Regions from separate parts of the Homo sapiens genome. Here region 2 is linked to region 1. Evidence: read pairs that join two places in POLR2A ChIA-PET (ENCODE). Cell type or tissue: PC-3. All regions are shown on one strand. Each heading gives the region's core, and the rest is flanking DNA. Links, peaks and the distances in the headings are about the cores only. Region 1 overlaps CEP112 (centrosomal protein 112). Region 2 overlaps CEP112 (centrosomal protein 112).

The links. Peaks named below come from ENCODE experiments on the same cell type or tissue, not always from the same donor. Only the 100,000 strongest peaks of a DNase experiment are listed, where the experiment ranks them.
Region 2: POLR2A ChIA-PET joins it to region 1 with 6 read pairs; 3 of 35 experiments call an interaction of 5 or more read pairs at or near these places.

Annotation. Positions count from the first base shown.
Region 1 is chr17:65,675,705-65,691,150 of GRCh38, reverse strand. It overlaps CEP112 (centrosomal protein 112), which reads left to right. Exons shown (of 27, transcript NM_001199165.4): 24 at 1,933-2,022. Among named protein-coding and RNA genes, the nearest start is that of AXIN2, 120 kb to the right of the region's middle. In PC-3, for the core only: no CTCF peak of the experiment used is centred there; a DNase peak (open chromatin) is centred at 6,320.
Region 2 is chr17:65,844,294-65,859,739 of GRCh38, reverse strand. It overlaps CEP112 (centrosomal protein 112), which reads left to right. Exons shown (of 27, transcript NM_001199165.4): 21 at 7,706-7,936. Among named protein-coding and RNA genes, the nearest start is that of AXIN2, 290 kb to the right of the region's middle. RefSeq lists an enhancer at 3,683-4,882. In PC-3, for the core only: no CTCF peak of the experiment used is centred there; a DNase peak (open chromatin) is centred at 9,069; H3K27ac peaks cover 2,186 bases.

The DNA of each region.
Region 1 (15,446 bases), core at 4,083-8,082:
CTGTGAATGCCAACTGCAGTCTTAGCTCCTCAGGCCAGAATCCCTGGGGTCCTGTTTTTTCCTCTCTCTGCTTCCACTCCTTCAGGGCCATCATCTCTATTTCATACCTGGACCTGATCCTTCCTTCATCAGCTGCTACCACCTGGCCCCGCTCTCCATCTTCCCTTTCCTGGTGTTACAGTGGCCTCTCCCCTGCTCTCTGCCTCTGCCTTGCCCCTCAGTCTGCTCTTCAGACAACAATGAAAGCAGCACCTGCTCCCCACCCCCCAGCAACTTCCTGTCTATCTCTGGGCAAAATCTAAAGCCTTTGACCTGCAAGACTCCACGTAACCTGATGTGACTTGAACCCTGTTATGTCCTTGACTTCACTGCTGCTGCTTTGATCACTCTCAACAGTGACCTTATGGCTTCCACAAACATACCATCTCGGAGTCATTCCACATGCAGTGGCTATTGCTTGGAAGGCTCTTCCTGTGGAAATTTACATGTGACTTGCTCTCTCTTGTCCTTCAGGTCTTCGCCCAGCTGGGCCTTCTTGGACCATCTATTTAAAATCTCAATCCCCTCTTCCTCACACCACTCCAGAATGTCCCCTTCCCTGCTTTATTTTTCTTCTGCACTCATCACGGTTATATAATACACTTACTGTTTGCTTATTGCCTACCTCCACCCCATTATAATCTAAGCATGTGAATGCAAGGATTTTTTTTTTTTTTTTTTTTTTTGAGACAGGGTCTCATTCTGTCACCCAGACTGGAGTGCAGTGACACAATCATAGCCCACTGCAGCTTCAAACTCCTGGGCTCAAGTGATCCTCCTGCCTCAGCATCCTAAGTAGCTGGGACCACAGGTTTGCACCCCCACACCCAGCTAATTAAATTTTAAAAAATTGTAGAAAAGATCTTGCTATGTTGCCCAGGCTGATCTTGAATTCCTAGTTTCAAGTGATCCTCCTGCCTTAGCCTTTGAAAGTGCTGAGATCACAGATGTGAACCACTGTGCCCGACCGGAGTTTTTTTTTTTTTTTTTTTTTTTTTGGTCTGTTTTCTTTCATTGCTATGTCTAGAGTACCTATCGTAATTCTTGACACACAGCAGGAACTCACTAATATTGACTGGATGAAATGAATTTTGTGAATTTGGCACCTTTGCTGTTACCACCCCATGCATTCTGCTCACTGTAACTTTCCATGTAGTATTTCTGTAATTACATTGGATTGTTTGAATGGACAATCCAGTGTCATTATAGAAATAGCACATGGAAACTACAAGTTCTTTTTCTAGTTCATCTCTTTACTTAACATAGTAATTGATGCAGTGGTAATTATTGGTCTTTGTGGTTTCCATTTCCCATATTAACCTGAATGCTATTTCAAACAGCTACTTGGCAAAGGAAAGAGTTCACCTCTTTCCATTTCTTACAAGTTCCTCAAGTTCCATACCATCCTCTCTGACTTTATAAAGAAATTCCTTTAAGGCTGCTATAATTTACTCAAATTATCATAATATAATTTTGAAAAATGTTATGCTGGTCAGATATTACAATTCCTATCCGTCACAATGATATTCAGAGTGTAAGTGTACATTGCAGGTGTCCTGAGGGAGCCATTTTCATTGCAATAGTGTTATGCTTTATTACATATGCTTTATTACATGCTTGTGGTTCTGTGCTGGGAATATGAGACATTTTAATATATGATTGACATCTGCCAATTTGTCTATTTTATAACTTTGGAATTTTTTATACTAGGTATTCTTAAAGCAGAAAACATCTTGGCCTGACACACAAAAGTCTGGTATTGTTTGCCTGAATGCTTTGGAACAAGAGTAATAAACTAGAGATCTGAGGCCTTTTTAGTGCCAGTTCATGGTGTAGAACTATTTTTCCAAGTGTGCTAATTATTAATGATATCTTTATTTTATACCGTTTCAGGTTTTACAAGATGAATTAGAAAACCGTTCTAATCAGGTGCGATGTGCAGAGAAAAAATTACAACACAAAGAATTGGAGTCACAGGAACAGGTACCCTCTCCTTTACTATTTGACTCTCTTGTTTACTTTCTCTAGGTCAAGAAGTGTGTGCAGCCAGGTGCAGTGGCTCACACCTGTAATCTCAGCACTTTGGGAGGCCGAGGTGGGTGGATCACCTGAAGTTAGGAGTTCGAGACTAGCCTGGCCAACATGGTGAAACCCTGTCTCTACTAAAAATACAAAAATTAACTGGGTGTGGTGGCAGGTGCCTGTAATCCCAGTTACTTGGGAGGCTGAGGCAGGGGAATTACTTGAACCCGGGAGGCAGAGGTTGCAGTGAGCCGAGATCGCACCATTGCACTCCAGCCTGGGTGACAAGAACAAAACTCCGTCTCAAAAAAAAAAACAAGTTTACACATTGCCTGTTTCAGTTAAGATGCTTTGGGTGCAAGTAACAGAATATCCCACCCATGGTTCACATAAAAAATAAAGCAATTTATTACCTCACAGAACAAGAAGTCCACAAGTAAAGCATTCTCATGACTCTCCCTCCGGTGCTGGCTTCATTCTAGAACCAACTTCAAGATGGCTGCAGCAGTGCCAGGCATTCTGCCCAGATCTGCACTATTCGGAGGCAGAAAAGGGCTGCCAGTTTCTAGGGCCTAATGAGTAAGGAAATCTTTCCTGGAAACTACCCCCTCCCTTTACATGTCATTGGCCAGAGAAGGTCACATGCTTAGCCTGGCATACCCAGTCCCTGGCTAAAGAACTGAGTATACAAAACTAGCCTAGAATAATCAGGACCCACCTGCTGGTGATGAAACTGGGAGAAGAATGAAAACTGGAACAAAAAGGAGGGGAAATGGAGTGTTGAGTATGCAGCCAACAGTGTCTGCTATGTCATCATTTCAAAATAAATGGATATTATTTTGCTTAGAGGCATAAATCACATTTTCTTTTGAATTTTAGTTTTCTCCTTTTTCTTTCCATTCTTTTCAAAATAATGTAATATAACCCAGAATAGTATGGCTGTGACAATAGCTAATGACCTATTTTATTTTTAAATGACAGCATTATTTTCACCCAACTCTTCTGGTTATAATAAATTACACTTAGTGGTAATTTTGACAATTTAAACTAAAAAGTCAACATGTATCACTAGAGACCATGAATCTTGATGAAACCCTTTATAAATGCATTGCCCTCAGCTGTTGAGTGTAGCGTTGCTAATATTGATCTAAGTGCCACCAATCCATTATGTACAGAAACAGTCATAGGAATTGACAGATGTTTATACATTGGTTGTAAAACTCAGTACAGGAATATTGGCATATTATATTAGCTTATTCTGAATTTGGGGGAAGGGAAAACACAAAAGTAAGGCTGATAGGGAAGGTTTTCTTTTCTTCTTTAATCTCTGGAGATGTTTACAAACAGGATCCCACGATAGAGGATTGTACAAAATGATGAAAGTAAGCACCTAATAGATGCTGACTGTTAATACTTACTGAATTGACTTGCCTTCCTATAATTCCTTCCTACTCTCTAATGAACTCTGTGTCATATGTATATCACATATGTATGTACATATCATGTATATGAGATGCATAAATATACATATATACATATACGTTTTATATAATGTCTATGTAATACACCCAACAATAGGATAACAAAATAGAATAATACTAGAATAAAAAATTAATAATAACTAGGCCGGGCGCAGTGGCTCACACCTGTAATCCCAACACTTAGGGAGGCCAAGGTGGGCGGATCAACGAGGTCAGGAGTTCGAGACCAGCCTGGCCAACATGGTGAAACCCTGTCTCTCCTAAAAATACAAAAATTAGCTGGGCGTGGTGGCAGGTGCCTATAGTCCTAGCTACTCAGGAGGCTGAGGCAGGAGAATTGCTTGAACTGGGGAGGCGGAGGTTGCAGTGAGCCGAGATCACGCCACTGCGCTCCAGCCTAGGAGACAGAGCAAGACTCCATCTCAAAAAAAAAAAAAAAAAAAAAAAATTAATAATAACTATACCTTATCAAATGCTGACAAGATGACAGACACTGTACAATAAATGTTACACATACTGGTTCATTTAATTTTCACAATAACCATGTAAGATCAGTATTATCATCTGCATTTTGTGAATAGCATGCCAAAATCCAGAGTGATTAACTCATCCAAGATCACACAGCAGTAGATCCAAGATCACACAGTAGTAGAAGAGTATTCAGATCCAGGTTTATCTGAACTCCAAACTTTTGCTCCTTCCATGACAATTTTCAAGTTACATATCTAGCAAATAAAAAAAAAACTGGATAGCAATGATAGAGAAAGTAAACTTATCAAGGATGGCAGGCAAACAGACATTGTATTCCTGCTTCCTGGTAGAGGAGCAAATGCCATTGACTTTCCATGGGCAGAGAAAAGCAACGAGCAAAGGAAACACAAGCACAGCACACTTGCCCATCGTGTGCCAAGTCAAAGAGATGAAAATGCCTCCTCGGATGGGAGCATGGATTTGTTCATGTCAAATCAGCAGGTCTAATTGTCACTGAAGGTCAACTGAGCCCCATCCTCTGTAGATGATGCTTGTAATTAAAAGAAGAAGAAGAGACAAGCTTCTTAAAGGCAGGAAAAGGTGCTCCCTGGAGGACTGGGGCTTCTCTAGTTTGTGGTAAAATATGACTTAAGGTAAAACTTTTGTTGACATCAATTTAATTCATGGCAAAACTTCACACAGAAAATTCCATAATATATTGAGAGTAGGGAAATTAAGAAATCCCAAATGAACAATAGAGAAGGATTCAGGAACTACTTTCAGTCTTTTTTTATTGACTTCTTTTTGATCATCAAAGTTACTTTCATCTTTGTAGTGACAATAGCTTTTTAGAATATTTCTTACACTAATTCCTGATATCTTCTATTAGGCTACAGTTTACCAAAGAAATGTCAGGAAATACCCATGGGTAAAGCTGAATATTTCATAATCTTTGTAACCAAGAGATGTTGGGTTCTTTCCACAAGGTCCTAGGATGTAGCTGAAAAAAAAAAAAAAAAAAAAAGCCAGTTGTTTCAATTAAACTGCATAACAAATAATAGATATTTAACAAATACTATTCATCCATATTTAACTTAATCTTTTATCTAAATTTGACCTATGTCCCCCTTTAAATCTGTGACACTAACACAAGTAGTCAAAAATAATTAGAATTAGGCTGGGCACAGTGGCTCATGCCTGTAATACCAGCACTTTGGAAAGCCGATCACCTGAGGTTAGGAGTTTGAGACCAGCCTGTCCAACATGGTGAAATCCTGTCTCTACTAAAAATACAAAAATTAGCCAGGCGTGGTGGCGGGCGCCTATAATCCCAGCTACTTGGGAGGCTGAGGCAGGAGAATCGCTTGAACCTGGGAGGTGGAGGTTGCAGTGAGCCGAGATTGTGCCATTGCACTCCAGCCTGGGCGACAGAGCAAGACACCATCTCAAAAAAAAAAAAAAAAAAAAAAATTAGAACTATTGTCACAGACACTTTTTAGGATCTGCTAAATATGAGTTTACTAAGGATATCTAAAATGTTGAGATTGTTACATTATGAATGTATTTTTCACTGTTCATCAAAGCAACTTCAATAACAGTAGCTAGCCTCACATCAGCCAATCGAACAACTAAAATGTGTTTGAAACAGCCCCTGAGGACTATCTTCTCTTTCTTTTCAAGCAAATATTGTTATCCTGATACTGGTTGCATTAAGGAATCAAAATTGAAACTGGCAGAATTACAAAAGACAATCCTAAGCTGCTTTTTTTAACTTGCTTGCTTTAAAAATGTTTAAATGGTTTCTGGTTTTCATTTAAGAAAAATGTCTATGTTTTGATTCTATAAAAACAAGAAATGAATGAGGCATTGTAAAAGTTATGTTTTTAATTAAAAACCAAAAGCTGCTTCTCATCAGGTCTTGATGGGTGGCATCTTTGCTGTCCACCACATGCCTTGGTGCCACCAACTCTCCCTTCTGTCCCCTCAAGCGGACAGATCAGCACACAGAGTCCCCAGGGAAGATGTGCTCATTGTGGGGCACAAAGGGTTAACTTTCTCCTTGGGCAGATTCAAGAGAAATAACACCAATAGAATCAGAAAATAAATTTTCTAAGTCAGCTTTACAAAAACGTGATGTTTTCTCTAATCAATAAACAGCAATTTAAAATCACCATTATTTTTATTCATAGGAGGAGGTAATAATTTCTAATTCCAGTTTATTCTGAGCAAGAACCCCATAATTTCATCAAAGAAGGGAGATCAGAGCTTGAGTCAGACTTTTTCATTGTGCAAAGAAACTGAGTCATCAGGAAGGATGTGACTTCCCTAATGTACAACACACTAGTGGCAGACCCAGGGTAGGTCTGTAAGTGGTCTGCTTACTCCCAGAATATTATTTTCCACTGCGTTAAACACTGCGTAAAATGGATATATGCCATCTGTCACTCGGGTGCAGGTACAGATTAAAATATTTTGGGTAAAACTAAAATTCACTTAGTTTCATTATTCACAATGGGGAGCAAACAATGTTTCGTTATTCACAGTGAGACTAGATAATTTGGTTTGATAAATTATAGAAAAGAAAAGGAAGAAAATAAATAGTCTAAAAGTTTTCTTGTTATTCTTAACACTGTGTAAAGCATGTATTTATAACAAAGACACCAAAAAATGTCAGATTCTAACATACCAATCTGTGGATATTAACATACACAGAGCAAAATTCCCTGCTTCAAACTGGCTATCTTAAAATTTGAAAGTATGAATAGCTTTAATTACATTGATCACTCAGTTTCCCAGAAGGATATTTTATTAAACAAATTAGTGAGAAAAAAACAATACTTTAGAGATGTTCTAATAAATAAAATACAATGCTGAGTGTTTCACAGGAGACTCAGTCTTTTTTTACTCAACATTTTATTCTTTTAACAGGTGTATTTTGCTAAACAGTGTTAGGTCTGAGAAGAAACGAAGATGAATAAGTTATAGATTTTGCCCTCAAGGAGTTTACAGTCTGATAGAGTAAATGGGATGTGTATAAAATGTAGACCCCAGGTGTGGAATGGAAGTTGGTTTTGTTTTTGTTTTTGTTTTTGTTTTTAATGATGGAGTCTCGCTCTGTTGCCTAGGCTGAATGCAGTGGCACTATCTTGGCTCACTGCAACCTCTGCTTCCCGGGTTCAAGTGATTCACCTGCCTCAGCCTTCCGAGTAGCTGGGATTACAGACGCCCACCACCATGCCTGGCTAATTTTTGTATTTTAGTAGAGACGGGGTTTCACCATATTGGCCAGGCTGGTCTCGAGCTCCTGACCTGGTGATCTGCCTGCCTCGGCCTTCCAAAGTGCTGGTATTACAGGCCTGAGCCACCGCACCCAGCTGGAAGTTGGTTCTTTTACTAAATGGCTTGGAGGCTCAGAATCACAATATGCAGAAAGAATGCAAGCACTGGTCCTTCCTTCCGTCTTCCCTGATCCTATGGGAAGGAAGGAGAGGATCTTTAACCAGGAAGAGGTTAGGGTCCCACTGCCTAGGCAGTGTGTGGCACTTGCTAATTTGGGGTTGTTTCAAGAGCTTGCAGCCCTCCGGGGAGCCGGGTCCTTCCAAAGCTGTTCGGCAGGAATCAGCATTCTGCCAGCCTTCTCTTGAAGGCTCCTGGCTTCTACCTTGTCTTGCTGTCTTGGGTTGCCCCCGGGGTCCTCTTTGGTTTTCTGCTCAGTATTTTTTTGCAGCCAGCTGGTTTAGTTGTAAGTCTCATCTGGTTTTGCAAGCATTAAAGGTCTGGACTGTGCAGGCACAAGTGACTCATAAATTATTTTAAAATAGCTAAAAGTCACACTTTAACATTTCGATCACAGCTTTGCAGCAACCAACTTCATATTTAAGGCCTAGACACATCAACTAATTTAGGAGAGACACTAGTGACCAAAGACGGTCTCCATGGTAATTGTGTGTGTTTAGGGGTTGCAGGGTGGGGAAAGAGGTTCCCTCGTGGGCTGCAGAGTCCCAGATACCCTCACCAAGGCACAGGGAGAGAAACCAGAAGAGGCTTCAAGGACTGTCGTGATCTAGTGGGAAAAGTGCTGCTGGTTCTCAGTCCACCTTTGTCACTACTAATCATGTGATCATGGGTAAGCCACTCAACCTTTCTGGATAATGGATTCCTAATCAGTAAAATGTTAGTAAAATATCTTCCCACAGGGTTCTTGGGAACATCAAAACAAGATAAAGTGTGTAAAAATACTTCAAAAACTATCAAACATCATAGAGATGCAACGTGTGTGATTATAGTTGTTTATAGCGGAGAAGGGAACATCTGGCCTGGGCATTAACAGAGAGGAAGGACATTCTAGTTAGAGGGCAGAGTGAAGAGCAGAACATGCCGAGTGTTCAAGGGACATTGAGTAACATCTTGGCCAGAAGGTGTGATATCAGTGAAGAGGAAAACAAGACCAGAAAGTTCGTTTTGTTCATTTCATCCATTAAAAAAAGGGAAGAGGGATCATTTGTTACTGAGTGTCTACTCTTTATTGAGCGCTGTGTTGTGTGTCAGGACCAGCAGCCAATTCTGGATGGAATGCTGAGCAGTTCAGTCATTCGTTAGAAAGCAGTTGTCAGCAATGGGGGACTTTTTCTTTGCTGGGGAGTGCTAGATGACTGAGGTTATATTTTACAAAGATTAGTCCAGCAGGGAAGATGAACAAGAAATGAAAGGAGACCAATTCAGAGGTTATGGCCTAAAATTCACATCACTGGTCACAAGAGAAATACGGAAGGCTTGAGCTGGATATTGTCAAAAGGGGTAGAAAGAAGAGGGTAAATGTGAAGATGCATTTAAAAGCAAAAATTCAGGCTGGGCGCGGTGGCTCATGCCTGTAATCCCAACACTTTGGGAAGCCGGGGCGGGTGGATTACGAGATCAGGAGCTCAAGGCCAGCCTGACCAAGATGTTGAAACCCTGTCTCTACTAAAAATACAAAAATTAGCTGGGCGCGGTGGCAGGTGCCTATAATCCCAGCTACTCAGGAGACTGAGGCAGGAGAATTGCTTGAACCCGGGCAGCAGAGGTTGCAGTGAGCTGAGATCACACCACTGCACTCCAGCCTGTGTGACAGAGTGAGACTCCATCTCAAAAAAAAAGAAAGAAAGAAAAGAAAAATTCAGGCCTGGCGTGGTGACTCATGCCTGTAATCCCAGCGCTTTGGGAGGCTGAGACAAGCAGGCTGCTTGAGCCCAGGAGTTCCAGACCAGCCTGGCCAACATGGTGAAACCCTGTCTCTTAAAAAAAAAATTGCAAAAATATTAGCCAGGTGTGGTGATGTGCACCTGTAGTCCTAGATACTCAGAAGGCTAAGGTAGGAGGATCCCTTGAGCCAGGGAGGCAGAGGTTGCAGTGAGCCAAGATTGCACCACTGTACTCCAGCCTGGGCTACAGAGAGAGATCCTGTCTCAAAAAAAAAAAAAAAATTAAAAAAAGGAAAAATTCACAGAATATAGAGATTTAGAGAGTGGAAGAAAGGAATGTGTTGAAAATAATGCCTTTTTAAATTGATAAGCTGGTATATAGTGGACAATGACACTATCATTTTTTTAGATGTTGCATCCTAGATGCTAGCAGGAGGACATTCATTTGGAGGCATTTAAATGAAAATCTGAATCCAGAAGTCAAGAAAGAGCCCTAGGACTTTAAGCATGTCAGAGTCGTCTTGATGCAGATATAGCAGAAGCCCAGAATGTGTGGATAATATTGACAAAGAAGAGCATAGAGGGATATAAGAGGGCCATGAGCAGATTGGTAGGCAGGGTCACAGCCAAGGGACCAGAGAAGATAGAGGAGGATGCAAAGAGGATTGAAAAGGAATGGGCAGGAAGAGCAGAGCCAGGAGAATTTAAAGGCAGGAAAACCAAAGAGAATTTCCTACTAGACATTATGCCCCTTAGGGTAAGGACCCGATCTGTCATCTTCATGGCATCCACCAGCGCTTGTTGAATTGAATCACTCTGTAAGGCCTTTGCTTTCCGGAGCCCCTATCCTCAAAACAGCCCTGCCCACCTGATGTCCCACTTTTATCTATCTGTGCCTTTGCAGCACTTTCTGTGGCCCCCTGATATGGTTAGACTTTGTGTCCCCACCCAAATCTCATCTTGAATTGTAATCCCCTGGTGTTGAGGGAGAGACCTGGTGGGAGGTGACTGGATCATGGCGGGCAGTTTCCCCCATGCTGTTCCTGTGTTAGTGAGTTCTCACAAGATCTGATGGTTTTATAAGAGGCTCTTCCCCTTTGTCTCACTCACTCTGTCTCCTGCCGCCTTGTGAAGAAGGTGCCTGCTTCCCCTTCCGCCATGATTGTAAGTTTTCTGAGGCCTCCCAGCCATGCAGAACTGTGAGTCAATTAAACCTCCTTTGTTTATAAATTACCCAGTCTTGGGTAGTATCTTTATAGCAGTGTGAGAACGGACTAAAATGCACCTCCCCGCCCTCCGCATTAAAGCTTTTTCCATCAAACTCCCTCAGTAGGTGGTACACTTTGAGGGTGGGACCTGAGCTGGGACTGTGTCATGTTTATCCTTGTATCCCAGCGTTTAGCCCAGCATCAGGCCCAATGGTGCTCGGTGAATTAATGGGAGGAAGAAGGACGGGATGGAAAGAGGGAGAGGGAGGGTGACAGATGGAGAGAAGGAGGGAGGAAGAATTAGCAGCATCACAGGCCACAGGGACTTTGAGGACGAAGAGTTCCAAAAGTTGCTGAACTTGGGTACTGATCACAGGCCCTTGGTATTGGGCCTCCTAAACATATTCTAAGTGACTTTTTCTCAGTGTATTCTTGTCTAGACTTTTATCAAAACAAATATTAAAGATATTCTTTTATCATTTTCATCCGGGGTGGTCATTTCATCTGGTAGGATCATTCATGGCTTCTCTGGGCCCTCAGCTATTCCTCAGACATTATAGCACCAAAAAGCATTCACAGGTCAGGGAAAGATGAAGAGAAAGCAAAATGCCAGTGCCCTGCCCGTGGCACCCACCTTTCTGCTCTCCTCTAAAACAAGACAGATTTTTCTTTCAAATCTCTCCTATAAGAAGGCCAAAGCAGAAAAGACACCAAAAAAGTCCTTGATTTTTCTCTATAGATGAACTTAGCATTCTGCTGATTCCTTCCTAGGTCTCTGGGTTTTTAAAGAATAAAACTTGGTCCCTTTAGTATAAGTAGCTTTCGGGTAATATTAGACGACTCTGGAAGCTCCTTAGCTCCTTCCGCCTGTTATACCGTTACAACTAGTATCATTTGTATTCCCAAAGAGTTGATTTGCCTCCCACAATGCCCAGTGATCTATCCAGGAGTAGCATGGTTATTAGGAGAACCAAAATCAATAAACTTAAAGCTTTCAGTGGATAGCACTGCTTATCTTTAAACCACCTCAGTCATCATCAAGGGTAACCAACAAATCTATGGAGTCACAGGCAGCCTTAAAGAAGAAGATGCTATAGAGACAGAAAATCAATTGTGCAATAATTGTGACAATTGTTAAAAAGAATTGGTCTTCTACAGATTTCCAAGCCTTTAATTTTCATTTTCCATAAAGGATTTTAAAACTTCACAGTCTTAGCTGCTGTTGGCTAACTCATCTGCAGTGAAGTCTATTTAAAAGTACTAACAACTCAAAGCTATGTTTCATCCCAAAGCACGTTATGAAAACAGGAATTGCAACAGAAATGTAATTCAAAGACTTTTATTGACTTTTCATGTTTAATGGTTATTATTCTGGTTTGTTTCGAGTAATTTTAATAACCACAGTTTAATTACAAAATTCAGACTAATTCTTTTGTTCCCATGCCAACAAAATACATTTGTTCCCAGACAGCTGGTATGATGCATCATTCTAAGACTTGTTATGAGAGATAGAACCACATGTAATTTTGGCCACATGTTATTCTCCGTGACAGTTTGAACACTTGCCTCTGTTTTCTGAAAAAAAAAAAAAAAAAAAAAAAAAAAAAAAAAAAAAAAAAAGCTTGAACCACAGTGTCAAGGACATTAGTATTTTTATTAAATACACATCTTATCAAAATATTTCTTATAAATCAGTTATTCTAATAGATTTTGGTGGCAAAGCGCCAAAGCAAGTCAAACACTTGTACCCAAAACCCTCACTAAAAACCATACACAATGATTGCAATGCCATTTTTAAAGGATCACTTAAAGCACTCTTCTGGTGTTAACGTGCTCTGTTTCATCTTTGCTTTCTTGAGATTCTCTTTGTTTTTAACCTCACTGGGCTGAGTGTGCTGCGGGAGGAGAGAAGAGGCAGGATCCTCTATGTGCTTGCTGCATGTTTTTAATCCTGTGCTTTGCTGACATATCAAATCCACGTGTCAGCAAAGCACCGACTGCATCACTGCAGCTGTTTTTCCATAAAGCATTTTCTACATTGTTGAAGTGGCTCTTCGTCCCTGCAATGAATACTGACGGATGACGAAGACCACGGGGAGGGCCGCAGGAGCACACAGATCTCTGACCTGGGACTGGAGGGTTCAAAGCCAGGCTTTGCCTGCCTTGGGGCTGGGTCTCATCTTCTATTCTTAGAATGGAGTAATGTTGTGGTATAGTCTCATGTCTTTTCGTTTAATTTTTAAGACAGTTTTGGCTTTCATTTTAGCCTTATTAAAAATTATGTTTTCGATCAAGACATATGATTTACTCCAAACAAGTAAATTATGGAGGCTCTTAAAGAATAAAATAGAAGAAACTTAAAACCAAGATGTGTTCTATCCCACCTTTTAAAATTGGTGGGCAAGCAGAATAGAATTATCAAGTATTAACCTGGGTGATCAAATATAGTTTCCCAGGAAGATAGAAAGGAATATATATGTTTATGTTCCCACAGTATTCTATCAAGGCTTCCTGTTCTGACAGCTACTAAGCACTGAATTCATAGAATTCAGTGAACAGGTAGAAAGAGAAAGTAGAGATCAACACAGTGATGTTAAAAAGAGGGTGGGGTTGAGTCAGCAGAGAGAAATGTTTGATGACTACTGATTGTGCTTGTCATGTTTGGAAAAACGTATCAAACATTCCGAGGGGCCACTTAACTTGCAGTTCCTTTTTTTTACTATAGTCCAGCCCTTTTTCTGTTGAGAAAGGGCTATTTTGAGGTAGAAGCAATTGCAATTGTTTATTGGCAAACAAATGAAAAAGCAGAGATTTATTTATTTATTTATCTTTTTTGGAGATAAAGGTCTTGTTCTGTCTCCCAGGCTGGAGTGCAGTGGCGCAATCTTGGCTCACTGCAGCCTCTGCCTCCCGGGTTCAAGCTATTCTCATGCCTCAGCCTCCTGAGTAGCTGAGATTACAGGTGTGTGCCACCACACCTGGCTAATTTTTGTATTTTTAATAGAGACCTGGTTTCACCCTGTTGGCCAGGCTGGTCTCGAACTCCTGACCTCAAGTGATCCACCCACCTCAGCCTCCCAAAGTGCTGGGATTACAGGCGTGAACCACCACACCCAGCCGAAGTAGAGATGTTTTAAAGGTACCAGATGTACGTCAGTTTAAACTAGAAACAAGGAAAGAAAGTTGATTTTTCAATGCAACAGACAATTCAGAAGTTTAAAAGGCCATTTAAATGTATGTTCCATGTAGATATCCTGTTGGATTTATATACAAAATTAGAAGGCATAGTTCCAGTAGAAAAAATATATAGTTAGAAAGTGTTCAAATGCATGTAACTTATTGAATTAAATGAAAAACTAAGAATTAGTAAAGAATATAATGTAATTGGCATCATTTAAATTTTATTAAGTACAAAGTTTGTTTTGAATCCAGCAACTTAATACGTACTTAGCTCTCAGTATATACAAATAGCATAGAAAATGTGGTTATACTCTAGGAACTTCTATTATAATAAAGGAAAATAAATAGTTTAAAGATCCTTTTTAGGTTTTGTATGTGAGATTTACAGACAGGTTTATTCTAAAATGGTGAGAAGAAATAGGAGGTAAAGAGCACGCTGACAGCCAGATTGTCCAGTTTTTTATTATTAATAAGAAGGAATTTGCAATCTGTTTGTCTTGGCCCTGACAAACTTATTTGGGGGGCTCTTCTCAGCTCAGTTAGGTAGCAGCCATGTTGGGAAGGGCACAGATATCATGTTCAGATGCTTGTCCTGTTTCTTAGGGTTGATAATCCAAGGGGTGGTGCTCCAGGCCAGGCTCCCCCAGTTGAAACCAGAGCAGCAATTTATCTTATTTTTCTACTCTTCAGCTTAAGATTTTATTTGCCTGAATGCCCTGAAGAAAGAATGAAAAACTAAACCGAATGATCCCAACTGCTCCATTCAGCATATAAGATTTTGAGGCTTTGTGTGATTTCATAAACAGGAAGGTAAATGAGATGGTATATCAGAATGTGCCATGGTAACTGAATGAAGCTCAGCGTGAACTCTTACTGTAAACTCTTTAGACACTTTGAAACTTCAATTCACCAAACATTTACTGAGCACCTACTATATGGCCTGGATATACGTTGCTGAACAAACCGAATGAAAATCTTTGCCCTTGTGAAGTTTACATTTCAGTGGTAGGTTCTTCTGATTTCTATATAAATTTTAGACTTGGTTTGTCAATTTCTAATGTCTTCCAGTCATTACTGTGAACATAGTATATCCCTCTACTTTATTTAAACATTAATTAATTTTTCTGTTTTACATTTTCTATGAAGATATCTTTAACATCTTCTGGGTGGTAGGATTTGCTCCTATTTATTTAACACATTATAATGCTATTTTTAATGGCTTCTTTTTTTTTTTTTTCTTTTAAGACAGAGTCTCACTCTTTCACCCAGGCTGGAGTGCAGTGGCATGATCTTGGCTCACTGAAACCTCCGCCTCCTGGGCTCAAGCGATTCCCCTGCCTCAGCCTCCCAAGTAGCTGGCACATGCTACCATACCTGGCTAATTTTTGTATTTTTAGTAGAGATGGGGTTTCACCATGTTGGCCACACTGGTCTCAAACTCCTGACCTCAAGTGATCTGCCCACCCCTGGCTTCCCAGAGTGTGCAGTGCTACGTGAACCACTGCGCCTGGCCTTAAATGGCATTTTTAAAAATTGCATTTTCTCACAGTTTGTTGCTGACATACTGAAATACAATTGATTTTGTATAGACTGCCTTCATCACAGTAAGGAATTTTCTTTCTATTCTTAGTAAGAGTTCATTTTCCATTTTTAAAATCACAAGTAGATGTTGAATTTTCTTAAATGCCTTTTCTCCATCTTTTGAAGTAATCATATGAATTTTGTTTCTTATTCAGTGAATGCAGTAAAATTTACAGGTTTATTTTCTAATGTTATTGATATAATAATATTAATAATATAATAATATTGCATTCATGGAATTAATCCCATTTGTTATCCCTTTTTTTTAACCTGTAGATGGATTT
Region 2 (15,446 bases), core at 7,068-11,067, 170 kb before region 1:
ACCGCACCTGGCCCAGTTTTTTTTTTTTATGTTCTTGTCATACACTTGTGAATACAAGTGATGATAGTAGACCTTCTTTTCTTCTTCCTAGTTTAAAAGGGATATTTTAAAACTTCACAATAAAGAATAAATGAAATTTGATGAGTCTTTTGTCAAATACCTTTTATCTGGTTAAAGTGATCTTTTCTATTTCTCTTTTGCTAAGAATTTTTGTTGTTTAATTTTATCAGATGTTTTTCTGTGTATTCAGATAATCATAATGTTTTTTCTTTTCTTTTCTTTTCTTTTTTTTTTTTTTTTGAGATGGAGTCTCACCCTGTCACCCAGGCTGGAGTGCAATGGCGCGATCTCAGCTCACTACAACCTCCGCCTCCTGGGTTCAAACGATTCTCTTGCCTCAGCCTCCCAAGTAGCTGAGATTACAGGCACCTGCCACCCCGCCCAGCTACTTTTTGTATTTTCAGTAGAGACGGGTTTTGCCATGTTGCCAGGCTGGTTTTGAACTCCTGACTTCGTGATCTGCCCGCCTCGGCCTCTCAAAGTGCTAAGACTACAGGCATAAGCCACCGCACCTGGCCAATGTTTTTTCTTTTAATGCATTGATGGAGTAAACTATATTATAGGTTATTTTCAGACGTTACATCAACCTTAGATTACATTCAGTTTTTTCCATAAGATAAAATTAAGGTAAAATTAAAAGCACTTTGAATTGATCTCTGGAATTAGACCTAAGAATTGATCTTCTGGAATTAGACCTAAGACACTTTTGACACTTTTTACATTGGTACTATTTTGGGTGGGGATGAGGTGGTTATTGATGACAGTCCGGGTGAGTGGAAGATAGTTTACTGTATCTACTTTTGTGGCTTATAAATTCTTATCAATGTCAACGTATTTCCTAATCAAAAATAAGTTCATAACATTTAAATTAAAATACTTAGAAATAATTGATAATGAAAATAGTACTTCTCAAATCTTGAAGGATGAAGCTAAAATGAGAGAAATGGGTACACTTAACCTGCCATTTATTTTTAAACGGTTAATTGTTAATGAAGTAGGCAACCAGCTTAAGAAGTTAGAAAAATGAAGCAATTTCTGGTAGGACTGATCAAAGAACAAAGTGCAAATAAACAATATTGGGAATAAAAATAAAGCTATGGTAATGTTATCAATAAAAGAGAGATATTAATAACATTAAATTTTAAAAAGGATATATTCCAGATCATCAGAGATTAAAAAAATAAGATATTAAAAAAGCATTATGCCAATAATTGGAGAACCCAGGTGAAATGGACAAATTTCCAGGAATACATAAAATGCCGCAAGACAAAACAGGAAACTAAATAATCTAATATAATTAAGCAAATTTTAAAAACAGTTAAAAATCTTTCAACAAAGAAAACACTGAGTTCATATAATTTTACAGGTGAGTTCTATAAAAATCTCCCATGGGACAGGTCACTGTAGTCTTTTACAAACTTTTCCAGAGAAGCGAGAAAGAGAAAAATACTCTCAAACCAATTTAAAAGATTGTAATATTGATAGAAAAGATGACTGGTACAAGAAGAGAAATAAAAATTCCAGGCCAACTCACTCATGAACACACACATACAAATCTGGAATTATTAGCAAATCAAGTCCAATAATGTATAAAAATAACGTATGTAATCACCAAGTTGTAGAGAATGCAAGGACATAGAAATTTATAAATGCCAACAAATGTCAAATTTAGGGGAAGAGGAAAAATTCCTAAACTATAAAAATTTACCAAAACTGACTCTGTAAAAGACCGGAAAATGTGAATCATCCTATAACCATCAGAAAAATTGAAATAGTAGTCAAAATGTTTTCCAGATATACAATATCAAGCCCAGATGGCCCTACTGGCCAGTTCCACTAAATATTTAAGAAACAAATAACTCATCTTATACTGATTCTTTCAGAGGATGAAAAAGGTAGCATCATTCAGCAACTGAATTTATGAGACTAGCATAACATCAATTTAAAAATATGCCAAGGAGAGTCCAAAAAAAAAAATCCCTCAGGTCAGTCTCTCAAAAATCATTAGCAAATTATTAGCAAACTGAATCCAGTAATATTATCTTATGGAAAAAATTGAATGTAACCTAAGGTTGATGTAACGTTTGAAAATAACCTATAATATAATTTACTCCATTAATGCATTGAAATAATAAACATTGACCAGGTGTGGTGGCTTACACCTGTAGTCCTAGCACTTTGGGAGGCTGAGGTGGGCGGATCACGAGGTCAGGAGTTCGGTTAGCAAGCCATCAGTATCAAGACAAGACTCTCCACCAGCAAAAAGATTAGGACTTAAGAATGGCTTAGATGATCATTAACCCTTCTTAGCAATAATGTATTTTAAATGAAGGAATGCACATTGTTTTTTAGACATAATGCTCACTGAATAAACTGCAAGCTTGTCCAACCCACCTTATTTTGTTGTTGTTGTTCTGTTTTGTTTTGCTTTAGGCTTTTAGCAGCCAGAAGCCATGGTTTTAAAGTTTCTGTCTTTAGTGATAAGCAGAAAAGAGGGATGAGGAAGGGGCTTTACTGGCCCAACCAGAAACAGAAACCAAGAACCCATGACTGTATTCTCTCCCTCAGACACTCCTGAATAGTCTATAACTTTTATATGCACTGGGAAACCAACCAATTTATGTGACTCACTTTATGGAGATATTTGCTTCATCGCAGTATTCACTTCATTGCAATATTTGCTTTATTGAGGTGGTCGGGAACCAAACACACAATATCTCTGTGATATGCCTGTACTGGAAGGGTGAAATACTAGGGAGCCACTAAATATGACAAATATGCTAATAAATGGGAATTAAATTAAAATTGGGTGTGTGAAAATATAGAACAGTATCTACACAGTGATGACAATGTGCATAACAATACTTTGATTTACATTGACAGAGATTGAAACTCGATTTGGGATGGTCTCACTGCTTTTGGAAAACTAACATTTTTGCTCATTTTTTAAAGATTTTCCTAGTGGGCACAATGTATAATATTTGGTTGGTAGTTACACTAAAAGCCCAGATTTTACCACTATGCAATATATCCAAGTAACAAAACTGTACTTATGCTCCCAAATCTATAAAAATGTATGTATTTTTTAATTTTCAAAAAAAGACATTATGGACTTATGGCTTTTGGATGTTAACTTTGTACTAACCATAGTGAAAATTAGGGGATAGAAACGCACAATAACAAATTAATAAAGTACAATAAATATGTACTCTTCCTTAAGAGAAATTCTTAATACTTTGAGATGATACAGTATGTGATAAAAAGCAGACTTTCAAATCAGCTTGAGCTTGGATAAAATCTTTCCAATTCTATTTTTCTCAGACTCTATTATTTAGATGTTGTCACTTCCTCTGTCCTCCACAAATATTAGCTTTTCTTTTACATTTTCTGTATTATTATCTTTCTCTGCTGCCTCCCAGGGAGTTCTTCAATCTTACCATCCTTCCAATGCGCAATTCTATTCTTTGGCTTTAGCTAACTTGCTCTTTTTCCTATCATTTTCACTTTTTCCTTCTTCTATGACATTAATTGCAGCTTCATGTCTGTAACTTCTTCCATTACACTTTTCAGTATATTAAGTATATATATATTACTATTTGTATGTTTATTATGGACTTTTTTTGGAGATAAGATCTCCTTCTGTCACACAGGCCGGAGTACAGGGTATGACCACGGTTCACTGCAGCCTCCTGGGCTCAATTGATCTTCTTTCCTCAGCCTCCTGAGTAGCTGGGACTACAGGCACACCCCACCACACCTGACTCATTTCTGTATTATCTGTAGAGAAGGAGCCTCACTATATTGCCAAGGCTGGTCTTGAACTCCTAGGCTCAAGTGATCCACCTGCCTTGGCCTCTCAAAGTGCTGTGATTACAGGCATAAGCCAACACACCCGGCCTATTACGCACTTAAAAAATTCTTGTTTCATCTGTTCCAATTATACTGCTTCAGATAATATATGTTATTTAGGTGTCTCTTTTTGGTAGTAGTTTTGCTCCTCAGGTTTATTTACTTTGGCCAGGGAGCCCATTTTCCCCTGGGACTATCAGATATCCTGACTGGGGAAGAGCAGAAGCCCACCTTTAGTCCCTGACCTGTTGGATGAGCTTATAGAAGGACAAGATTATGAACCCCAAGACAGAGCCCTTCATTGCCGTACCACTCCCTTTCACAGTTACTTCATCAGGAAAACCTGCTGGTCGGGAATTTACCTAAGCTCCTGGAAGTGAGTGTCTAATGACTGAGTCACTAGTCCTGGGAGTTTGGAGGGAAGCCTTTGGAAGGGGGAATACCCAGGAAGTTCAGAGAAGTCTGTGCCTGTTTTCTTCAACTCCTCACCCAAGGAGGGCTTTGCTTTCCTTGGTATTGACTGACTGATGTCAACACTATGTTGAGTTCTTGCTCCCAACATGGTAATGGAACAGATATGATTTTACCTGGCTACAAAAGAGAGAGACAAGAGCAGAAGGTAAAGCATTCCTGCAACCCACCTTCTTACAGCGGTTTTCTATTATTTTCTTCCCCAGGCTGTACCCCCTTAGGACTGTCTTTATTCCACCCAGGAGCTTCTCAAAATTTGCTTTTGTTATGTTTATTATTGTTATAGTTATTAGTATCTCAGATTCATGCTTCCTGTGCTTTCTCCAGGATTGATTTTGGGGAAGGGAGCCAGCAACCCATCCTTGTCTGCCATGTTGATATCCCTGAGCTTTTTTTTAAAAAAAGAATGTTCTGCCTCCCAAACACATAACTGTTGTCACTGCTAAAGTCTATCTGTTTTTAGAAGATGTATCCTCTATTTCAGAATCTGATTGCATTGACTATCTCTTCTCTTGGGTTCAAAAGAATCATTATAAAACAAAGAACAAAAGGTAAAAGACTGTTTTCACGGACAATTGATCCACAGCTGATTATTGATACACAGATATCAATCTATGAAATAGAGAAACAAATAGATGTTAAAACAGTGCATAGATTTCCTGAAGAAAAAATAACTAATTTTTCCACTACAGGTTTACAAGGATCAGCCTTTTATATAAAGTCCTCTCACATATTCCTTTGGGACTAGTTCAAGTAAGCTTTTCTTAGAAAGGCAGGATAAAAATGGGACATCCTATCACCTCCAGCCTCGAAGGCTCAGATTTATTACTATAAAGCATTTTCTTTCCTCTAACACAAATGTTACTGTTCTAGATGTCTTTTCCAGTCTAGTGTAGAGAGGCCACAGGGTTAATAGTTGAGCTAATGTATACTGAACACAATCCAAAATAAGATGCCTGGTGCAAAGTAAACACTCAAAATTATAGCAATTATTATTTATCATGTAGAAATCACAAAATTGTTAAAATTAAAAATTGGATGAATATAATATTTATATTGAAAATGAAATAATTCTTGTAGATATTTTGACCAAAGCAACTTCTCATCATTTAGCTTTGTATTCTTATTCCCAGCATCATAATGTGACATTTGGATTCCTGTCACTTTTTTATTTTTCTGGTTTCCAGTCAAGGAAATGTTGGTTTAGGCTGTGCTTGTTGAACATACATTAGGCATGAAATGAAACATTTATCATTGTGTTTTGGGAAATGTTGCATTGCTGGCTAATGTGTTAGTGGCAGTAAGTAAGTGACAGAAGATTTCAACTATGTAACAAGCTTGATATGATAGGCATGTATAGGATATAGCACTGAAAACTGTAGAAAATACAGCATAGACATTTCTTAGCAATCATACATGAAGCTTTTAAAAAATTGGCTACATAACTTGCCATCAAACATTCTCAAAATTTGCAAAGAATTAATGGGAGATAGACTACATTCTTTGGCCACAGTGCAATTAGAAGTGAATGACAAAACAATAACCACTGAAGTCCATTTCCTGAGTTTAATGGTGTCCCTCTCAAAATTTCCTGTCTACACAGAACCGGAAATAGAATTTTTTTTTTTTTTTTAGATGGAGTCTCGCTCTGTTGCCCAGGCGGGAGTGCAGTGGCGCAATTTCAGCTCACTGCAACCTCCACCTCCCAGGTTCAAGCAGTTCTCTGCCTCCGCCTTCCGAGCAGCTGGGATTACAGGTGCCCACCACCATGCCCAGCTAATTTTTGCATTTTCAGTAGAGACGGGGTTTCACCATCTTGGCCAGGCTGGTCTTGAACTCCTGACCTTGTGATCCACCCGCCTCGGCCTCCCAAAGTGCTGGGATTACAGACATGAGTCACTGCGCCTGGCCGGAAATAGAATTTTTGCAGATGTAATCAAGTTAAAATTAGGTGATGCTGGATTAAGGTGGGCCCTAAATCCAGTATGACCAGTGTCCTTATAAAATACAGCACCACAGAGACACAGACACCCAGAGAGAACAAATCCATCTGAAGACAAAGGCACTGATTGGAATGATGCATTTACACACCAAGGCACAGTGACTGTCAGGAAATACCAGAAGCTAGGAGACAGGCATGGAACAGCTTCTCCTTCAGAGTTTCCAGAAGGAACCAACTCTGCCAACACCTTGATTTTAAGACTTCTAGCCTCCAGAACTATGAGAGAATAAAATTCTGTTCTTTTAAGCCATCTAGTTTGTGCTACTTTGTTATGGCAACCCTGGGAAACTAATATGTCCCATATGCTTGGGAATTAAGAAACATACTTCTAAATGGTTCATAAGTCAAAGACAAAAATTATAATGGAAGTTAAAAAAGTATTTTGAACTAAACGATAATGAAAATACCACATATCTAAACCAAAGAGATGGAACTAAATCAGTATCCAGAGAGACATTTGTAGTCTTACATTTATAAATCAGAAAAGAAGAAATGATAAAAAATAAATGAGTTAAGTATCCAAAATAAGAAGTTAGAAGAAAGAATACAAAATAAACCTTAGGAAAGTAGGAAGAAGGACATAAAAATAAAAGCAGAAATCAATCAATAAAAAGTAAAAATCCAATAGGGAACACTGGATGAATTTCAGGAACATGATGATGTTGAATATTTGAAACAGCAAGTTTCAGAAAAATACATGTAATATTCCATTTACATAGAAATTAGAAACAAGTAAAACTAAACAATATGTTGTTTAAAGATCCAAAAGTATGGTAAAATGTTCCAGGTGGTATTTGCCTCTGAGCTAGGAAGGAATGACATGGGAATATGGAATGAAGGAAGTAGAGGAGGGAGGGAGGGAGGGAATGAGGGAGGGAAGGAAGGAAGGAAGGAAAGGGAGGGAGGGAGGGAAGGAAGGAAAGGGAGGGAAGGAAGGAAGGGAGGGAGGGAGGGAGAGGGAAGGGAGGGAGGGAAGGAAGGAAGGGAAGGGAGGAGGGGAGGGGAAGGGAAGGAGGGAGGGAGGGAAGGAAAGGGAAGGAAAGGGAAGGGAAGGGAAGGGAAGGGAGGAGGGGAAGGGAAGGAGGGAGGGAGGGAAGGAAAGGGAACGGAAGGAAGGAAGGAAGGGAGAGGGAAAGAGGGAGGGAAGGAAGGAAGGGAGAGGGAAAGAGGGAGGGAAGGAAGGAAAGAAGGAAGGATGGAGTGCAATCTAAGCTTTCTATTCCATATGTTCATATTTCATTTATTGGCCTTTTGCCCATTGGTTCTTCTTTTGTGACTTCCCTATTGATATCTTCTGCCCATTTTTCCATTTTTAAAAACAAGGTTATTGCCGACATGGAGGCCCAGGTTCACAAGTTGAGAGAAGAATTGATCAATGTGAACTCACAGCGGAAACAGCAGCTGGTAGAGCTTGGTCTTCTTCGTGAAGAGGAAAAGCAAAGGGCTACAAGGGAACATGAGATTGTCGTCAATAAACTGAAGGCTGAATCAGAAAAGATGAAAATAGAGCTGAAAAAGACTCATGCTGCTGAGACAGAGATGACACTGGAAAAGGTAAGATATTTAACTAGTTTTTTAATAGGCAGTTGAAATCCATGTTTAAAATCCATTGCCACCACCCTTATATTTAATCTCCAAAAGGTAGTAGACATGGCATTACTCTTTAAATGTATAAACTCTTCAGTCGAGGAATTTAAGTATCTTGCTCCTATGTCTAAGTACCAGTAAAATAATCTAGGGAATTTCCTAACTTTTCCCTTGGCTTTCATGGAAGGGATTATATGGAATATCCTATTCCATAGTAATTAAATACACGTTGTAATAAAGTGATATTATAATATTGTCCAATATTATTTTGATTAGAAATACTGGGGCTGTATCCCTAAATTTTCCTAAATGGGACTAAGTTTCAGATCTTCCCTCAGTTGTCTAATAAGCATTTCTAGATTTTACAGCTTTTTATAACAGTGTCACATAAATGATGACTTATTTTCCCAGGTTGATATTTCAGTCGAGATAAGAAAAGTCTTTTTAGAAGTATATATTATTGGAATAAATGTCAATATAATGTTTACACATTTTGATTGGACTTATATTAAAGGTGCAATCTCAAATATTCTTTCTTTTGACGTTCAGAAAAAGTATAACTATTTTAGTCAGGTACTAAATGTGAATTGCTGTTTCCAAAATTGCCTCTTGAGTTTCTTAAGACCAGTCTTTATCTTGGGAATGAGAAACTTGCAAAGGGTAACTTAAGAATCATCTAAATTTTGTTTAATTTCTTTCCACCTATCCCTCTTCATCTTCAAATAATGTTGAGCTTTTAAAGAGTATGCAATACCATACTAGCCATTACTACATTGATTTTACATAGACTGAGATCCTAAGGTACTTGCTTTATTGTACTTTAATTAATTTGAAAGTCAGATTTCAGCAGATTTGGCCCTTGATAGCATAGCTATGAACCCAGAAATAAATAGGAAAAAGGACTGTAAATAGGCAGGAGTGAGCCTGACTTCTTGGCAGAACAGCAGGGAAAGTGGTGTGTCTGGAAATGATGAGTGAGAAGAAGAGGGAAAGTGATGAGGCCAGAGAAGAAACCTCAGGGTGTGGGTCCAGGTCACGTAGGTCTGAGTAGGCCAGTGAGAGGGCTTTGCTTTGACTCTCTATGAGTAGAGGAAGTTGGCAGATTTTGAGCATAGGAGTGACATGATTTGACTCACACTTGAATAGGATGTCATCATCTGCTGTGCTGAGAATAGACTGAATTGATGGCAAAGGAGGAAGTAGAGAGAACAGTTAAAACGCTGTTGCAAAAATATAGAGGAAAGGTAATAGAGAGCTGGGTCTAGCCAATAGCAATGAAGGTAGTAAAACCTGATCAGATTTGGGATATGTTCTGAAGGTAGACCTGACAGCATTCACTGTTGGTTCGTGGAATATGCTGGGGGGTGGGAAGTAGGGTGGAACAGTCACGGGCAGCACCAAGGCTATTTTCCCAAGCCAGTGGACAGATGGAATTCCTCTTTGCCGAAAGGAAGAAGACTACAAGACCAATAGGTTGGGCCTCTCGGGACATGTTCAGGCTAAGTGGGATGTTAGTGATAATTCCCTCACAGCAGGATAAAATAATAATGTCTCGATGCTAAAATATACAGTTCAGGAATTAGGGAAATATTCTTTTTTTTTTTTTTTTTTTTTTTTGAGACAGAGTCTCACTCTGTCGCCCAGGCTGGAGTGCAGTGGCATGATCTCGGCTCACTGCAACTTCCGGCACCTGGGTTCAAGCAACTCTCCTGCCTCAGCCTCCTGAGTAGCTGGGATTATAGGCACCCGCCAGCACGTCTGGCTAATTTTTGTATTTTTAGTAGAGATGGGGTTTTACCATGTTGGCCAGGATGGTCTCAAACTCCTGACTTCGGACAATCCACCCAACTCGACCTCCCAAAGTACTGGGATTACAGGCGTAAGCCACCGCGCCAGGCCAGGAAATATTCTTATATGGTATAGTCTCAGACTTTGACAATAGCAGATAAAAGAGAGACTGATGGAAAGGGAAAGTGGTGTTGCCACTTATCTTTTCTGTTAACTCTTACACTCACTTCACCTTGGCTTCAGTCAACTCTTCTAGCAGTTCAAAGTATTTCTAAGTAAATGTTCTTAAATAGCACAGATACCTGTGCACCTTGATTTAAGAAAATTGGATATGCCAAAGTCAGACATATAACACATCCAATTTAGGCCGTAATTTTCCTGCATTATATATTCACATTCCAAATGCCTCTTTTTAATAGGAGATGAACTTCGTGAAATGTAGGTTTATACGTGATGCTAATTTACAGGGTAAAGATAATTTAAAAATTAGTATTAGAAACCTGAATTTTTATATTCCAGAAAGGCATTATCCCAGGCACTGTGGGTATATAAAAAACAGGGGAGGGGGCCACTGCCCTCAAATAGAAAAATAATAGTGACTGCAAGAAAAATACTGCAAGTACACTACACAGATAACTATAATGCAAGACAGTGTGAATTTGGGGAAAATCATTTTCTGCTGAGGAAATCGGGAAAATTAATTGGGAGAGATGTTACTTGAATGAGACATAAGTAACATAAGTAGGATTTTAATTAGTAGATATGTTGGATGGCATTCTAAGTCAAAAGAATAAGGAAAGCAAGAGCAAACAAAACCGTTTCCATGACATAGAGGTTGATCCAGGGGAGAGCTAGCAACCAAGCTAAGATAGCTTCAGGATCATCGAAAGTCTCCAAAGCTGTGATAAGCATTTTTGCTTCATTGGGTAAACAGTGAGGAGTTGCCAAAGGTTTTGGGGAAATGAAGTGTCAAGATTCCAGTGATTCTTAGGAACATCATCCTCTTGGTGTTGGCAAGATGTGGTAGCAGCAGCAGGAGGTAACAAGGACTGGATTAATCCAGGCAGGAGGTCCTTGAGGGCACAGCAGATGTGCGTGAGAAGGCAGTGAGAGTGTCGGCAGTAGCAAGGGGACAAAGAGGACATTTGAAAATCATCATAGAGATAGCACTGATTAGGTTGGTTAAATATAAATCGATCAGGAATGTAGAAGTTTCTGGTCGGAGGAGGAGGAAGCTGAACTGAGTTAAGAACATGTGGAGTTTGAAGTGACACTACACTTTCCCTTGCTGTTGAAAGAATGCTTCTGGATATCCCAAGAGCAGGCAGGATTGGAGACAAACAGCTGTGGGAATCACCCACAGAGAAGGCCTGGCCAGTGGCCTTGAGAGTGAGTGGGACTGTTAAAGCAAGGGGGAAAGAGGCAGGGAGGGAGGGAGAGAGAGGGCAACTGTGAAGGAAGAACTTAGGGGTACAGCTCCATTTGAGAGGCCAGGGAGGAAACAGTTGAAGAAGGGTCACGAAGGTAGAAGGAACATGAGAAGAATGCATTTTTATGGAAATAGAGGAAAAGACTATTTGGAAAGGGGGATTGTCAAGAATGTGACCCAAACTCAGGAAGGATGAGGGTTGAAGAAAGGTCACTGGATGTGAAACCACAAAGTCATTGATGATCTTGGACAGTGCGCTGAAAATGATTGTGTGCCCAGAAACAGGGTTTCAAAAGATAAGTCTGGAAGTGGAAGTGAGGGAACATCCTGTTGTTTGGGAAAATACGATGTTAAAAGAAAGATGTAGTTCCAAAGAGCAGCAGGAGTTAAAGAGAATATATTTTGGGGCTGAACATGGGTTGAGCATTTTGAAGTACACAAAGGGACTAATGGAGAGGAACAGCTTAATGACGTGAAGAATCAGAGATCATTGATGGCTTGTGATCTGTGAGGTGGTGCAGGTGGGAATGGCATCCCCAGCACAGACGCAGCACAGGCCTACCTCAGCCCTCGGCTACAAGGCTGCAAGGGTCCATTGGTCTTTTCCCAGAATGTGCCACACTCTCCCCTGCCTCCAGGTCTTTGCAGCTGCTGTCACCCTCTTCCAGAATGCTTCTCCACATGATTTTTTCAATGGCCAACCTCCTTGACATCATTCTACACTCCTCAGAGCATCCTTCCCCGACCTTTTCATCCAAAGTCTGGCCTACCTATGCCACCTTTTTTTGTCCCATTGTCTTCATAGCTCATAGCATTACCTGAAATCATCCTTTTATTTGTTCGCTTGTTTCCTCCCACCCACTAGAACATAAGCTCTGTTAGCAGGACCTTGTCTAGCTTGTTTACTTCTGTACCACCAGTGCCTAGAAAACCCAGCTCGGGGCAGGTGCCCTCCGGGTATGACATGAATGAGTGACAGGAGGCATGACCTTCACCAATGGAGGAAGGAAGTCAAGCATTGGTAAAGATATAGAGAAGCTCTCTGACAAGACTTGAAAAGACCTTGTAGCTAATAGCATCTGTATTCTTAGTAAAGAATCAGAGTAGTCTGCTTAGGTGAGGAGTTTCAAAAAAAGCGAAACAGGCTTCCAGCTGAACAGTGGAATGCCTTGGAAAGGAAGAAGATATAAGGGAATTTGTTCCTATAGAATTGGAGTTCTGCAGGTAGAGGAGGGAGCATGGGTATCCTGCATCTGGAAGAATGGAATGCTCCTGGATTGAAGTGAGAACACAAGGGATCCCAGAATTTAGAAGGGAGGTTTGAGGACAGTTCTTTTAGCTGACATGGGTAGAGGTACTGAGATGAACCAGAATGGAGGGACTTGTTGACAAAAAGGGAGAGTCTGGGGAAAGGGAAGACTCTCTTTTACATAGGCTGGTGTTGAGTGCGATGAGTTCGGTTTTTGTCCAGTTGGTGGAATTCACCAACCTCAGAGTCCATATGATGATATCTAAATGCTGTGCTCACATCGAGTAATTTGTATTTCCAATGATTGATATTTTTACATAAATAGTCAAAGGAGTTTAGCATTTTCAAATGCAGTAAAGACCTGGACTCCGAATTCCCTGAAAGCAGGAAATATTTGTTTCTAATGCCCCAGGAGCTTGCATGGTGCCTTACACACAGTAAGCACTCATTAAATATTAAGTGAGTGAATAAAAGAATGATAATCGAGGCGGGCGAATCACAAGGTCAGGAGATCGAGACCATCCTGGCTAACACGGTGAAACCCCGTCTCTACTAAAAAATACAAAAAATTAGCCAGGTGTGGTGGCGGGCGCCTGTAGTCCCAGCTACTCGGGAAGCTGAGGCAAGAGAATGGCGTGAACCCGGGAGGCGGAGCTTGTAGTGAGCCGAGATTGCGCCACTGTGCTTCAGCCTAGGCAACAGAGCGAGACTCCGTCTCAAAACAAAACAAAACAAAACAAAACAAAAAGAATGATAATCTACTGAGAAATTCAAGATAGCCTCTGTGCCTGGTCATGTGAATAAACTGTTATTGATTTATCCACATTTGATCTCAAATCATTATAAATACTTTGGGTAGGATATGATACATCTTTGTATTCAAATATTTATATGTTCTTTTAGTGTTTTGATTTCCTTCATATCACTTAATAAGTTAAAAACATAGCATTAATCTTTATTGAGACATACTTTGAATTTTTCTACACAAATTTTTTAAAATTTGAGTTTTTACTGTGAGTTTGAATAAAACTAACAAGCTGCTGATTCTTTTGTGAGTCTGTTATGTCATTCTGCCAGTTGCTTGAACTCTTCTCACAGTATCTTTTTAAGTTGGATGTTTTTATCGTATTTAAATAAATCTGAAATTTAAAATATTTGCCAGCAGTTTAAAACCCAGTCAAGAATTCAGAGGTTTAGAAGTTCATTTTCTATCATTGAGTATAAAGTTGAGGTTCAAAGAGGAAAGGACAATAATACCAGAATAATAAATAATCTCAGTGTGACATTCTATATGGGTCTGTGTTGTTTCAGTAGCACTTACGATGTTAAGGTTATAAAAGAATTCCTAAGTCCACATCCTACCTGAGTTTCTGTCAGCAGCAATTTAGACCCAAATGATATCTTCAATGATTTTGAGTTAAGAGAAACATGAAATACCTCCACAAGGTCAAAATGCTTCAAATAAAGAATCCAAGAGAGTAAATGATTGACATTTTGCAAAGTGAAAGCTTCTTTTGTGGCCTTTTAAAATCTTTTCAAACCTAATTGAAACAAAGTCCATAAAATATGAACTTTTGAAAAATTAAAGAACATTACTAAGTGATGATAGTGTGTAATTTTCAGAAGTTTGATTAAACTTTGGTATCTAAATTGGACAATGGTTTTAGAAACCTATTCAGCTATTTTAAAAATAACCTTCCTTGAAATAGAAGATATTTTAGAAAATAGGGAAAGTGGAGAAAGGTGTAAAATTCCCTGTTCCTACCACCACTCAGATATAATAGTAATAATTTAATGTATATGTAAAATAGCCATACTAACTTAGCTGCCCAAGATCAAACTAATTAATTTGATCTCTTGCTTTTTAAAGCATTATACTAAGAATATTCCAATGTCATTTGAAATTCTTTGAAAATATTGTTTTCATTGTTTCATGATATCCTGTTTTATGGGTATAACAAATTTTGTTTTGTTTTGTTTTTTTTGAGATGGAGTTTTGCTCTTGTTGCCCAGACTGGAGTGCAATGGTACAATCTCGACTCACCACAACCTCCACCTCCCAGATTCAAGTGATTCTCCTGCCTCAGCCTCCCAAGTATCTGGGATTACAGGCATTGTGCCACCATGCCTGGCTAATTTTATATTTTAGTACAGACGCAGTTTCTCCATGTTGGTCAGGCTGGTCTTGAACTCCTGACCTCAAGTGATCCACTCGCCTTGGCCTCCCAAAGTGCTGGGAGGACAGGCGTGAGCCACCTCATCCGGCCTTTGATATAACATAATTTTTTTTTTTGAGACAGAGTCTTGTTCTGTCGCCAGGCTGAAGTGCAGTGGCACAATCTCGGCTCACTGCAACCTCTGCCTCCCAGGTTCAAGCGATTCCCCTCCTCAGCCTCCCTAGTAGCTGGGACTAGAGATGGGCGCCACCATGCCCGGCTAATTTTTTGTATTTTAGTAGAGACGGGGTTTCATCATGTTGACCAGGATGGTCTTGATCTCCTGACCTCGTGATCCGCCCACCTCGACCTCCCAAAGTGCTGTGATTACAGGCGTGAGCCACCACGCCCAGCCAGATGTAATTAATTGTGTTATTTCTTTATTTTAGAACATTTAGGTTTTTTTTTTTTTGAGATAGAGTCTTCCTTTGTAGCCCAGGATGGAGCCTGATCTCGGCTCACTGCAACCTCTGGCTTGCGGGTTCAAGCGATTCTCCCGCCTCATACTCCTGAGTAGCTGGGACTACAGGCATGCGCCACCACATCCAGCTAATTTTTGTATCTTTAGTAGGGACAAGGTTTCACCATGTTGACCAGGCTGGTCTTGAACTCCTGACCTCAGGTGATCCGCCCACCTTGACTCCTAAAGTGCTGTGATTATAGGCATGAGCCACTGCACCCAGCCAAACTTTTAGATTTTATTTTAATTGTTTAATGTGGAGATTGGCATCATCATACATAAACTTTTGTTGACATTTTCAATTTCAATTTTTTTAGGTTAAAATCCTAGTAGAA